Regions from separate parts of the Homo sapiens genome. Here regions 1 and 2 are each linked to region 3. Evidence: chromatin contacts called from ENCODE Hi-C data. All regions are on one chromosome and are shown on one strand. Each heading gives the region's core, a stretch centred on a gene start or an enhancer-like site at or near the end of the contact. The rest is flanking DNA. Distances are from core to core; before and after follow the strand shown. Region 1 overlaps KCNQ5 (potassium voltage-gated channel subfamily Q member 5). Region 2 overlaps KCNQ5 (potassium voltage-gated channel subfamily Q member 5). Region 3 overlaps KCNQ5 (potassium voltage-gated channel subfamily Q member 5).

Region 1 (4,553 bases), core at 253-2,752, 490 kb after region 3:
TTCACTATTGTTGTGGCTTAAGAAATAAAAAGTATTGTACTATTAGGCTTTTTTTTTTTTTTCTTGGTAACAGATTTCAGGAGGCATGGGCTGCCCCATTAGAGTTCTGTATGCAGTTGGGGGAACAGATGTTGACAGCAGCAGCAGCCTTTATGTTGACACTTCACAGGCTTTGCCTCTTCTACTGTAAATCTTTTGTAGATTTACAAATAACTGGGAACACCAATGTTTTACATTAAGTAAACTTGATTCAATAGTAGGTGTCAAGAAATTTTACCAATCTTCTGTCCACAACCCTAAATAGGAAACAAACTTTCCTTTCATGAAACACACAATTCAGTGAGGGAGATGAGGCAAAGAGAAGAGTGGGAACCAAAGAACAGAGATTCAGAAGCAGGTAAAAAAAATTTAGGAAGAGTAACTTGAAAATATGATGATGATGAAATTATATTAATAAACATAGGACAGCAACTATGTTTGATTGTAACAAATTAATTCTGTGGAAACAGCATGTTTTCTTTTTCTTTTCTTTTTTGTTTTTTTGGAGACGGGATCACGGCTCACTGCAACCTCTGGCTTCTGGGTTCAGGCGATTCTCTTGCCTCAGCCTCCTGAGTAGCTAGGACTAGAGCATCCGCCATCATACCCAGCTAATTTTTATATTTTTAGTAGAGACGGGGTTTCACCATGTTAGCCAGGCTGGTCTCCAACTCCTGGTCTCAAGTGATCCACCCACCTCAGCTCCCAAAGTGCTGGAATTATAGACGTAAGCAACCGCGCCTGGCCATTTTCATGCTTTTGTAAGCCACTCTAGCTAAATCTGGAAATTCAAGTTACAAATTCAATCTTGTACTCTTTAAGTAACTCTTAAATAACTAAATAACTCTCGAAACAGAAGAAAAATCAGTTACCCAATCAGATTACTGTCAACTTACTATGGGTTTTTGTTTTGTTTTTCACTTTCCTGTTGCACTGAGGTTGAAAAAAAAAAAAACGCTTGTTTTCAACTAGAAAAACTAAATATAGCTAAGTTATTTTAAAACTGCATGCAATGTCACTGAATTGTAATGCATTTCAGGTATGTAAATTTTACCACAGTATCAATAATTTTAAAACTTTTACCATTTGCCTAATACTTTGTGGGTATAAGTATATATAATCTTCCAATTTTTAGTTAAACACAAATTCTCAGCTACTACAAAGTCTGCCACCTCTGAAACTTTCTAAAGGGACTGAAATGTTCCATTGTGGGTCTCTCACAAATGTGTTTTACTCTGTTAGCGAGGCTGCCGTTTGGGATTCCCCATCTGCCAGATGCTCCTTAATTTTTCTGGGTTGATGCTGTCTCATCTAGTCCCCCTTGGACAAATGACCACTTTGGATGAGTTAGGGATGTTGCTTGAGATCGAAGAATGCTTCTTTTTGGTGGAGATTTTCTGTTTTGTTTTTTCTGTGTGAAGGCTAGCTATGTCCCAGGGGAATTAGACTCATGACTTAAAGTCCCTTAGTCACTGCCCCCTTGTCTCTGCTCTTACTCATTCTGTTCCGCCATTGACGCTTGAAAGCACCACAGGTTTGTAGAGCTATGGGAGTAGCTGCATGGTTTTTGTTTTCTAACCAGGACTCCAAAGGGTTATATCTGGTAAGTTCATTTACTTTAAACCTCAAAATTAACTGCAAATAGGCCATCAGTAAATTCCCAACTGCAAGAACTTTGAATGAGTAATGAACATTTAATGACTTAAGGTTACATTTTTAATAGTCAAAACTCTTTAATTATTTTTATAGCTATAATGTTTTTCTCACTCTAAAGAATTGTTTTTACTTTAACATGTGCTCTGTTTTGACATGAAATATTTCTTGAGGTAATAAGCTTTTACCAAGCTTATATTTTTGGGCAATTCAGTTACAATGAGAAAAAAACACACCAAAAGACCAAAAATTTTAAAAACTCACTTTTCTTGCAATCATAGACATTTTGCATTATTATAGAACATTCAAACAAGTTAGGTGGATAATTATTGTCTATAGATAAATACGATGCAATTTTAATAAGAATTTGAAGAATGACATTAAATGCTGTCTGAAACCTTTTGTATTTTTTTAATGTATGACCATACTCCGTATATACTTAGATAACTTATCCAGAAACCTCAACTGTATTGAACATTGCTGAGAGAAATCAACAATAATTTTAACAGATATGATGACAGTAAAAATTGATTGCATATCTTTTTGCACTAAAACTTTTATATTTATTTACAAGCGGGAACTCCATTCTGCCACAGAGACCCTGTAAATTCTCCTTTTAGGTATACTGTAATTTGGACCAGTTTCTTCATCTGGTTTCCCAAAGCATAAACAAGAAGAAGCTGCAAATGAAGAAGGATAAAGATAAAGAAATGCTGGAAGTAAACTTGGATCTTAGTCTAGACTTAGACAATGGGAAAGAAAGAAACTCTCTTAAAAGAGTGAACCTTAAGAACCTAGTAACCTGGGAAATCTTGAAGAGCCCCTGAAGTTGCTGTGTTGTACAAAAGAAGATGTTCTGAATGCTATTTCTGAAACTTCAAATAAAGTGTAAACTCTGCTCAGTATAAAGTGTAAACTCTGCTCAGTATAGTTAGATTAAGAAAGCAATGTAACATGCATTTAGAACACTTTAAAAAGTGATCAGTATTGGGAGGCCGAGGCAGGTGGATCACAAGGTCAAGAAATTGAGACCACCCTGGCCAATATGGTGAAACCCCGTCTCTACTAAAAATACAAAAATTAGCTGGGCATGGTGATGCGCACCTGTAGTCCCAGCTACTTGGGAGGCTGAGGCAGAAGAATCGCTTGAACCTGGGAGGCGGAGGTTGCAATGAGCCGACATCACGCCACTGCACTCCAGCCTGGGCGACAGAGAGAGACTCACTCCATGTCAAAAAAAAAAAAAAAAAGGGATCAATAAAAAGACTAGCATTTTGCAAACTGGAGCTCTTATGGGTTCTTTTCACTTCTTAGGAAAAATATTTCATTTCTTTTTCCTAGAAAAAGCCAAATAAATGAAACATCATTCTACAGTTTGAGACACAATGCTTATAATATAAACAGAAGTAAAATGTGACTCAGGACTTTCCTAAACTTACTTTACATCCATCATTTGCCTAGCACTTCAAGTATGCTTTCACTTTTTATCTCCTTAAATCCCCATAATGTTCTTCCCAGTCCAAATCAGATGGCTTTTTTCTGAACTTCTTGGAGCACTGTAAATATGGTCACATGTATTGTCATTGTCGACTTACTGTCTGTTTCCACTAGCCATGTGCTCCTTGAAGGCAGGGCCTACGGTTCTCTTTGTCTCTCTTGTCCTCAGGATAGTGTTTGGAGCATGGTAGACACTCAATATTTGCTGAACAGATTAAATAGAAGTATAGGTCATGATCTCTCTGCTAAGGAGTTCACAGCTTTTCTGGGGAAGGTAGATAAGACATATACAATAGACATAACATCCTAAGAAAGATGATTTTCCACTCAAATATATGGTCCAGACAATCAATGTCAGTGGAAACAGAGCAGAGAGCAATCAATATTGGCTTAAGTATTCAGTAACGCTTCATATACAGCCTTGGAGGATCTTGGTATTGATGCTACTTCTGGCTGCTCAAGGTAACTCATCTTCACTATATAAATGTAATTTATAGATTCTGTAAATTAAATACAAGAGTTACACAATTAACTGATAAGTTAAGAACTGTCCTAAAATATATTTACTTACACACACACATTCTAAATCTGAATTATCCAGATTATGTTTACAGTGACAAAAATCAGTAGATAATCATATAGAATCATATAATTTAGCCCTTTTATGACTTTTTGAGATATGTTCCCTTATTTGATAGATTAACCTATTTTTTTCTGAAGAAATAAACAGATACAGAACACCTGAGTAACATTAAAAGAAGGAACAAAACAATAAAATCAAACAAAGATATTGGATTCTTATCTCATAACCTGTACCACAGTAGTCCCAGATGTATCAAAGACTTAAAAGTAAAAAAAAAAAAAAAAAAAACAACCCATAAAGATTCTCAAACTAAAGATGGGCAGTGAAGTAATTTATAATTTCATCTTACAGATGCAATAGAAGACAAATTTTTAAAAAGTTATTATGAAAAATAAAAACACCCTTAACAAAAGTCAAGACACAAGACAAACTGGCAAAAGTATTTACAGCTTATATCAAAGAAAAATGACAATTTTCACATACACATAAGAAAAGGATCATCAATCCAACAGAAAAGTGGGTAGACTGTGAATACCTACTTCTTAGAAAAATAAAGTGCTAATAGTGCTAAAGTGCTAAATGATGAACATATGAAATGTTCATCAGCCTCATATATTAACAAAAGAAATGTAAATTGAAACTATACTGAGCTATCATTTTGACCTATCAGCTCGAGGGAACATCACAAAATTTGATAATACAGTTTGTTGGCAAGGTTCAAAGTCTTACTCTTTCTTATATTGGAAACGGGTAGGACCCTATGTGAAGCAATAGCAAATCT
Region 2 (4,456 bases), core at 1,671-4,170, 430 kb after region 3:
TAATTCCTATCCTCAACCAACAAAATAGGCAGTAAGTAAAGATACCTCATAACCAGGTGGCTTTAAAATATAAACCAAAAATCACTCTAACTAGCTGGATAAATTGGTATTCTATTTGAACTTTTAACAGAATCTCAATCTAAATATCAGAGCAAGGATTCACCTTTAGCAAGGATTCAACTTTAAATGAAAATGTTTTGGGGTGTTGAGAATTCAAACTTCTCAGAATTGTAAGGTTCTATCATGGCAATGAGTGGTGAAAAGAAGTATGAGGAGGAAGAAAATAAATATGTAATTTAGAGTTTGTTCAGAATCCAAGAGTTAACTCCCCTCATTCAAGAAAGTTGAGTCATGGGCAAACCACAGGTGGTCAGGGAGTGGGTGAACCATGGCACATCTGTTTCTCATAAAACCAGACTGTGCCATTCTAGAGCCTTTACTTTTTCTGAATGAAACACATTCATGTGTGAACGTGTCAGAGCCAGTGCAGGAAAAACATTTGTTTTCTCTGGCACACTATGCACTTATGATTTGCCTAAATGCAATACTTGGGCTTTCTTGTTCTCCCAAAACATTTCCCACTTACATTCACTGAGTTTGCCTGGTACAGCACCAACAGGGGCAGGTTTGTCTCAGATACCATGCTGTCTATGATGAAAATCTGTTTAAATTCTCTTTAGGAACAACTGCCTGATTTAGTGAGATTTTTCACTCAAAGTAGTTATTAAACGCATTTTTCTTAGCATGGGCCTCATATCCCTTAATGAAGGTAGAAACAAAGCAAGAAACTCCTTAAATTATGGAAGAACAAGGTGTAGGAATTTACAGTCTTTTCTCAGTTATTATGGGTGAATTGAAAGTCATCTGTGGTTCTCAAATTTTGCTGTATATTCAAATCACTTGAGAATTTTGTTAACATGCAGATTCTGATTCATTAAGTCTGGGGTGGGACTCAAGATTCTCATTCATAACAGGCTGTGAAGTAATGCACCAATAGGCGGTTGTTTTATGGAATACTTTTTGAGTAAAAAGAACCCAGGGCACAGTTCTGTGACAGAAAGGCTACATACAACCAACAAGTTGATACTGAAGTCACTTTTGAGTTTAACCTTAGCTTGATTCCATCTCTTTCTCTAGTTTTTGTATTTGCATTTAAGAACAGGTTGGAATTAAAAAAACAAACAAACAAACAAACAACTATCACACATCAACTGTATAAAAGATCACAGACAGCAACTACTCTCCCAATCTCAACATCATTCCTCTTCCCTTTCCCCTTTCTGGTTGGTCTTACACAACCAAACCACACTTTATTCTTAACAAGCCATCTTACACTTTTCGGAGATGTATAGATTATACAACGAAAAAGACTGAAGATTTTCTGACGTAGGATTTTTCTAAGGAAATGATGTGAAATGAAAGTCCCACTGAACTACAGTTTGGGAGAGCTGAGTGTTTTCTTGCTTCATCTCTCACTACTTAAGGGAAAGCCTTTTCTTTATTTATAAACCTAGTAGGATCTTGCTTTACCAATTTAACAACCCTGTTGAAGGTGTTCAATGAGTTCTTACAGAGGACAGCATTTTGAGTACATTTTTTAAGCATTATAAAAATACAGTATAAGAATTATTTTAAGATATGATATGGACAATGGCAATTCATATGCTATGTAACTAACTAGACTGAATATCATTGAGGACAGGAATGTATGCTATGCTTCTATTTTTACAACCCTGTTTTTTCAGTCATTTATCCCCATGTTAGGTATAGTATTATAAAAAATATCAGATGATTAATGAATTGTCTGACTGAGAAAGAAAGAAAATTGTAGTATATAATGCTGACATTTGAACCTGCCTTTTAATTTGCCATCATGAAACAGAAGGTACTAAAACTAGCAGAGAAATTTTTATCCGATTTTGTGTCATGGGCCACTTTGGCAGTCCCATGAAGCCCGAGGAACTATTTTCAACAGAATTGTTTTAAAATGCATAAAATAAAAATATTCCAAGGAAAAATGAGTATATAGAAATAGTTATCAAAATATTAAAAGAATTCTTTATTAATGCATTAAATAAGGTATCACAGCAGGTCTAAGTAGCTAACATAATTCTGAAGAAGTGCTAAGTATAAATTATATTTGAGATATATTCAATACCTGTGATATAATTTAAAATTAATCTAGGATTTCTATTGATGCCATAACCCCTGAGGTTTGTGGCTTACATTAATAATTGAAGGAGATATCAAATATCAGTTAGAGTTAGGAAAAACAAATACATTTTTTTTCCTATCCAAATTCTGGACCTTAGGTTATCATCAACCCCTGAACTAGAACATAAATATAAGGATTATAATCCTTAAAATAACTCAAAATCCATATCTTGTATCATTCTAGGCAAGACTTAGAGTGTAACACATAATCTTTTGTTATTATAATTAAGAGTTTGCAGTTCTGCTAGATAGAATCAAAGAGCGTCATTATTTTCCGCAACTACTACATTAGTATCTATAATGTATGGTATACATTAGTTTAACACAAGAATGTAGCATAACATAAAAGGATGTTGTTAATGTTAATGTTCTTGATGTATTATCTGGTAGTGTTTGGTCTCAATTTATTATCCTCAATGAAATTTTCTAACTTTTTTCCTTATTCCTGTACTCAAAATTACATTAATGGTACTTTGAAAGAAAAGATGTTGCTATGAGATTTTGCTTAGAGTCAAAATAAAGCATTCAGCTAAATATATCCAATGTAGTTGTTGAAGCAAGAGGAAGAAAACAATTCTAAGTATCTTCTTTAGAAGTGATGCAAACCTTGTTTTGTTTCACTGTTGCTTCAGGTTTAGTTCAATGACTACTCCCATTAGTACCTGTCAGCAAATCCCTGACTCACCCTTGATCACTAGCCTGTCTACCCTGGTACATCTGAACTGCCTCCCAGTGCTTTCTGAAAGAAAGTAAAAGTTTAACAAGTTGCACGGAGAAAATCATGAGAAAGAGAAGACTGGGTATCAAGAAACCAGGTCTTGGGGCAGGTCAACAATAATGCAGACTTTTAAATAAGGTGGCAATCGGTAGCAAGGGGAATAATCTTGATGAAATTAGTAACTGGCATAAATTTCTGGGCTGGGAGGGGAAGTATCCCACAGAATAGAATGCTAAAAAATTACAAAAAAGTTTCAATAATGCCATTGTTGTGAGTTGATTTGTGTCTCCTATAAAGAAATGTTGAAGTCCTAAACTCTGGTATTTGTGAATGTGACCCTTTTTTTTTTTTTTTTTTTTTTTTTTTTTTTTTTTTTTTTGCAAATAGAGTCTTTGCGGATATAATTAAGATGTGATCACACTGGATTACAGTGGACCCTAATTTCAACCACTGATGTCCTTATAAGGAGAGAGAAATTTGGAGTTAGAGATACAGGGGAGACAGAGGGCAAAAAGCCATGTGATGACAGAGGCAGAGACCGGAGTGAGGCGGCTACACGCCAACACAGGTCAAGGATTGCTAGGAACCACTAGATGTTAGGAAGAGGCAAGGAAGGCTTCTTCCCTGGAGCCTTCAGAAAGAATATGACCTTCAGACACACCTTGACTTCAAACTTCTGGCATCAAGTACTGTGAGAGAGTACATTTCTGTTCTTTTGAACCACTCAGCTTGTGGTAATTTGATACGGCATCCAAAGGAAACAAATACGACCATCTCCTTTTAAGAAGGGTTAGAAGGGTTAGAAATTCACTATGACTAGCATCAGGGCAACAATCTTAATTCTTGTCTCAAAAAGCTGCTTTAATTTCAAACAAAAATATAAACTGAGTTTGAGGAAAGTATGGCTGCATTATTATTCCCATAAATGTAGGCTGAAGTTTAGGAAAAAGAATGAAAAGTTGCAAGTACTCTGATTCTAGCCTTGATTGCTGCCGTTACTGACAATCCTGAATGATTGGATGTGGCTCCTAGAAATTGCAAGGAGTGTGAAAGTTACATGTGTGCTCACTTAATTTAAACATTTAATCTTTTATTGATCTGATATTAAAGAGCTAAACCTGGCGAACCCAATTCAATCAATTAATAAATAGAGGTGGTAAAAGAAGTACGAAGGAGCCAATAATTTCCTAATTGATCTTTTCAGTTTTAAGGAGCAATTACATACATGGAAAAGAACACAATTTCCAAAATTCCTTTCATGGCTGGATTTTTAAATGGCAAAGCAATAAGACAAAGTGCAAGAAAAACAGAGACACAGAAGAGCTGAGTCATTAGATTAAAAGGTCCTGATATTTTAGGAAAAATAACATAAATGTAGTCATTAATAGCCTTGAAATAGTGTATTCCAGTAATAGCCTAGAAATCAGAATTTCTGTGTTGAATTATACTTCTCTGTATTATAGATCATCCTTCCCTGTCCATAAATCCATATCCATTCCAGGCTTCAATATCCAGTCCTTAACT
Region 3 (4,397 bases), core at 205-2,704:
GTATGGTCTTTGCTGAAACTACTCAAGTCAGCCACTGTAGCATGCGAGCAGCCATAGGACAATAAATAAATGAATGAGTGTAACTACATTTCAATAAAACTTTATTTATAAAAACAAGCCCCTTGGGTTAGATTTTGATCCCCTGGCTATAGTTTGCTGACCCCTGGTTTAGATAAGAAGAGCTAAGAGAAAATGCCCTGAAGCCAAGAATAAATGAAAGCCCATGAACTGGCCTGGGGAAGAAGCAGAAGACCTTGGTGGCCTCTTACATGCTTACAAAAGAAGTTTGATATGACTTGTGTATTTCCTACTAGAAAGGAATTTCTGGGCAAATCATTCTAGAGTTAAATTAGGACCTTTAAGATACATTTAATGATTAAAATGATAATATTAGATAGCACTTTATAGTATAATCCTATGATAAGGGTACTATTGCCATCCCTGTTTTGCAGATAAAGAAACTGAGGCACAGAGAGGTTAAGTAACTTGCCTGATGTTAAACATCCAGTAATTGTGGAATTAGGACGTGAACCAGTTTGGCTCCAGCTTTGAGCTCTTAATCATAAGGTTCCTCTATTGTCTTAACATTAAGATCTTCATACTTTAACACAAAATAACAACAATGAAAAAGACACTTTGATATGATATGATTGTTTTTACTCACATGTGCCTGGCACATAGTAAGTGTTCAATACACTTTTGCTAAGTGAATGTCCTGTTTTTACTATGTCTCTCCTTCTTTGAGAGAGGTCTAAAGTTTCATGCAAGAAGTAGTTAAGAAGTTCTACTAATTTTTCAAAGGATTACCTTAGAAGAGAAAGGGAGTGCTGAAGTGACTGATTCATCCTTTCTTTCATGAATATTCATTAAGTACCTATGACGAGCCCTTTGGAGGACCAGCAAAAGGCTGAGGAATAAGTTACATACTCATCTGCTTCTTTTCTTCATGAGGGTAGATTGCATCACTGGGATTAATACAGCAGCAAAGAGCAAAAGACCTCTAAGGTTAGTCTCCTTTGATGCTGTTGGTTATGAAGAGACTAGGAGTCTAATAAACCCATTGCACAAAACTGATATGCCCCAGCAGTACCACTAGAGGGTGTAAAAGATTCATCACAAACCTAAACTAGTACCTCCTCTTGAAACTGAAGTCTGCTCATACAATTTTCTGAGCATGAAGAAATAACTAAAGCAAAGTGAAACTCTGGGTAGACGACATCTATATATACACACGAACACATGTGCACTTATAAGGAAATGTAGGTGCATTTGTTGTGCTGCCATGAGTTCTAAAATCTTACAAAAGTCTTATTCCAATCCTCTAAATTAGGGTAAAAATATTGCATATGAATATGCAGAGATAAGAACGATGAGAAAACAGAAGCAGCAGTGACTGCTGCCACCGCCAAACAGATGGACGGACCCAGCCAGCAGCCAAACCATGTGCAAGGGCGGAGAGGGCTCAGCCAACTGTGAACTGAAGAGGCAGTTTGATTGACTGTCAAGACAGCAGTACTTCCCAAGCTTGGCTGCTCTTTGGAATCACCTAGGGAGCTTTAAAAAATGCCTGGGTCCTACCTCCAGAAATTCTGTTTTAATTGTTCCAGGGCATGGTCCAAAGATTTTATAAAACTTTTCAGGTGATGCTAATGTGTGGCCAAGGTTGAGAGCCACTGGAGTAGAGACAGGATTGGGGTGATGGTGGCATGTGGTGGTGGAGTGTGTTGGGGGTGGAACAATCCCTGCTCTCATGCAAAGAAGTGATCATGATTCATGCCAGCTTGCAAAATCTTCTAAGTCGCACATGTCAGACCCATTGACATGGCATTAGTGTGCCTTGGTGTCAGACCTCTAATCAGAACTGAAATGCTTCCCCGTCCTTGAGTGAGGTCTGAAGTTTCATGCAAGAAGTAGTTAAGAAGTTCCATTAATTTTTCAAAGGATTACCTTGGAAGGGAAAGGAAGTGCTAAAGTGACTGATTCATTCATTCTTTCAATGAATATTCATTGAGTACCTATGACGTTGTGCTGAGTATTGTGTTAGGCTCTGAACTGTTAACTGCTGGGCGCTGGCAGAGTTAAAGAAGCCTCCTACGTGATGACAATGATCATTTGGTCCTTGGTCTCTTCCTCTCTACAAGCATGGTGCAAGACAATGGTTGCTGCGACTGTGAGCTCTGATAGGATTTGAGAGTTTCATTTGTCCAGAGCTTGGAGCTCTCTAGATAAGCTCCATGTGGCTGCCTCCCCTAGTGATGCCTGATGAGTGGGACTCGAGAATTTGTCCATTCATTCATTCATTCATTCATTCATCAAACATTTATTGAGTGCCTATTATATGCCAGCTTCTGTGCTAGATGCCAGGGATACAGCAATGAAGAAACAAATCCTATTGCTTGGGCACTTTCAGTCTAGTAGGGCAGACAGACAAGTAGGCAGACAGTTAAAATTCACTTTGTGATGTGCAAGGTGGTGGGAAGCCCAGGTTGATATGGGAATGCAGAAGAGGGGTGTTTAACCCAGACTGGTAGAGGTGATCAGAAATGATTTCTGGAGGAGATGACAGTGCTTTACCTACTCTGCACCCTCATTTATGGGGATATTATTAAGTTTCTGAAGGTTGCTGAATGGCCCCCTTGTGATTGCAGATCTTATGTTTGTGGGGTGGATGTGGGTTTCTCCCCCTTAACCCCTCACTTTATGTTGGTTATTTGGGTTAATTTACACTACCGACATGCATTCCACATCCCTCTGTTATGGTTTGAATGCCCCCTCCGAAATTCATGTTGAAATTTTATGCCTAATGTGGCAGTATTGAGGGGTGGAACTTTTAAGAGGTGATTAGATCATGAGGACTCTGGCTGTATGAATAAATTATGGATTAATGGGTTAATGGATTAATGAGTTATCATGAGAGAGGAACTGGTGGTTTTATAAGAAGTGGAAGAGAGACCTAAGTTAGCACTTAGCATGCTCACTCTGCTTGCTATGTGATGCCCTGTGCTGCCTCAGGGTGCCACAGAGAGTCCCCACCAACAAGAAGGCCCTCACCAGATACACCTGCCCACCTTGGACCTCCCAGCCTCCATAACTGTAAGAAATAAATTCATCCTTATAAATTACTCAGTTTCAGATATTGTTATAAACATCAGAAAACAGACTGAAATACTCCCTCTTCCAGTTTGGAAAATTCTATCTTCTGATTTCTGACTCTCCATGAGAAATACAGCATTTATCTGTCTTAAAAGCACGGACCCCAAGGCTCATCCTTCAGGTGACCCAGAGCCTTTTGATCACAGAATTTCCCCTGAGGCAGCCCTCACTCGAAATTGATCACGGGACAAATCCAGCAGACAACTAGGGCTGCAGAGCTTGATAATTTGGGTCACTATTGAAGGCATATGTGTTAGTTATTTAGAATACTTTTTAATGTTGTTTTCTTGTTAATACATAAACATAATTCAACAATATAGATTTGTATTTGTGTTTACAGTATTTAAACTCTGACAGTTTTATAATCTGCAAAGCAAGTTATAAAATTATATATCTAAGATTCCTCTACTCTTCTTTCATCTTAGATCGGGTTACTAGACAAGACCAAGGAACCCCAGGAGTCCCTGGATGCACTGATCTGTCTCATTTTCTTGGTTTTAACTCTTGATAGAGAAATGTAAATTAGCTCCACGTGTGTACAGTCTGTCTGATATTCTCACTGTAGGGGCAAGCAGATATTCCATTTGGCTCACTTAGGACATTCAGACATTCTGTGGCCACACTGTTTCCACCACTGAGAGTAGACTTGTTCTCCTAATGCTTGCCATTATTGTCCTTTATATGCAGGATCTAGTAGGCTCTCCTGCAGAGTTTTTGTTTTTTTTTAATGTTTGTAGAGATGGGTCTTGCTATGTTTCCCAGGCTGGTTTCAAACTCCTGGGCTCAAGCCATCCTCCCAGCTCAGCCTCCCAAAGTGTTGAAATTATAGGCATGAGCCACTGCACCTGGCCCCTCCTGTAGATTTTTGTTGGATTTTCTTTTAAGGGTATAAGAGTAGTAAAACCCAAGCAAGAACTTCCAGATCCGAAGAAGTCTTTCCTGCCAGGAATTTGTAAGCATTGATATGGCGACTAAATTTGGGGATTTTGTGTTCCTAGGAGTGTAAAATCTTGCATAAATTTTAAAGTGTAAAAAAAAAAACCAAATAATAAAGTGTGAAATGAATAAGTAAATAAATAAATTGACTATACATGTTGACTACTTTAAAATATTTTTAACATGGAATAGGAGATTCTATATTTTTAGCAAATAATAGAAAACTCAGTTTAAATTATAGCCAAAGAAAAGGTTTAATATCTCACATGCTACAAAGTAAGTGCATCTTCAGTGAAAACACTACTTTA

What was found. A loop is a pair of places that touch in the nucleus more often than their neighbours do. Pooled maps may share reads with other maps.
Region 1: a loop to region 3 is called in a map with no recorded cell type, with 9 times the contacts of the local background. The contact joins two enhancer-like sites. A Hi-C loop is called at or near these places in 12 of 37 single-sample maps with no recorded cell type and 5 of 50 pooled maps.
Region 2: a loop to region 3 is called in a map of mammary epithelial cell, with 5 times the contacts of the local background. The contact joins two enhancer-like sites. A Hi-C loop is called at or near these places in 1 of 168 maps with a recorded cell type or tissue (mammary epithelial cell), 9 of 37 single-sample maps with no recorded cell type and 5 of 50 pooled maps.

What each region holds. Positions count from the first base shown.
Region 1 is chr6:72,686,225-72,690,777 of GRCh38, reverse strand. The region is part of intron 1 of KCNQ5 (potassium voltage-gated channel subfamily Q member 5); the gene reads right to left. Among named protein-coding and RNA genes, the nearest start is that of KCNQ5-IT1, 58 kb to the right of the region's middle. RefSeq lists an enhancer at 1,276-1,395. Within about 2 kb of position 1,502, at least 2 of the 41 ENCODE cell types and tissues checked have a DNase peak (open chromatin) inside an H3K27ac peak, as active enhancers do.
Region 2 is chr6:72,744,920-72,749,375 of GRCh38, reverse strand. The region is part of intron 1 of KCNQ5 (potassium voltage-gated channel subfamily Q member 5); the gene reads right to left. Among named protein-coding and RNA genes, the nearest start is that of KCNQ5-IT1, 120 kb to the right of the region's middle. Within about 2 kb of position 2,920, at least 2 of the 41 ENCODE cell types and tissues checked have a DNase peak (open chromatin) inside an H3K27ac peak, as active enhancers do.
Region 3 is chr6:73,177,913-73,182,309 of GRCh38, reverse strand. All of the region lies in intron 11 of KCNQ5 (potassium voltage-gated channel subfamily Q member 5), which reads right to left. Among named protein-coding and RNA genes, the nearest start is that of KCNQ5-AS1, 37 kb to the right of the region's middle. Within about 2 kb of position 1,454, at least 3 of the 41 ENCODE cell types and tissues checked have a DNase peak (open chromatin) inside an H3K27ac peak, as active enhancers do.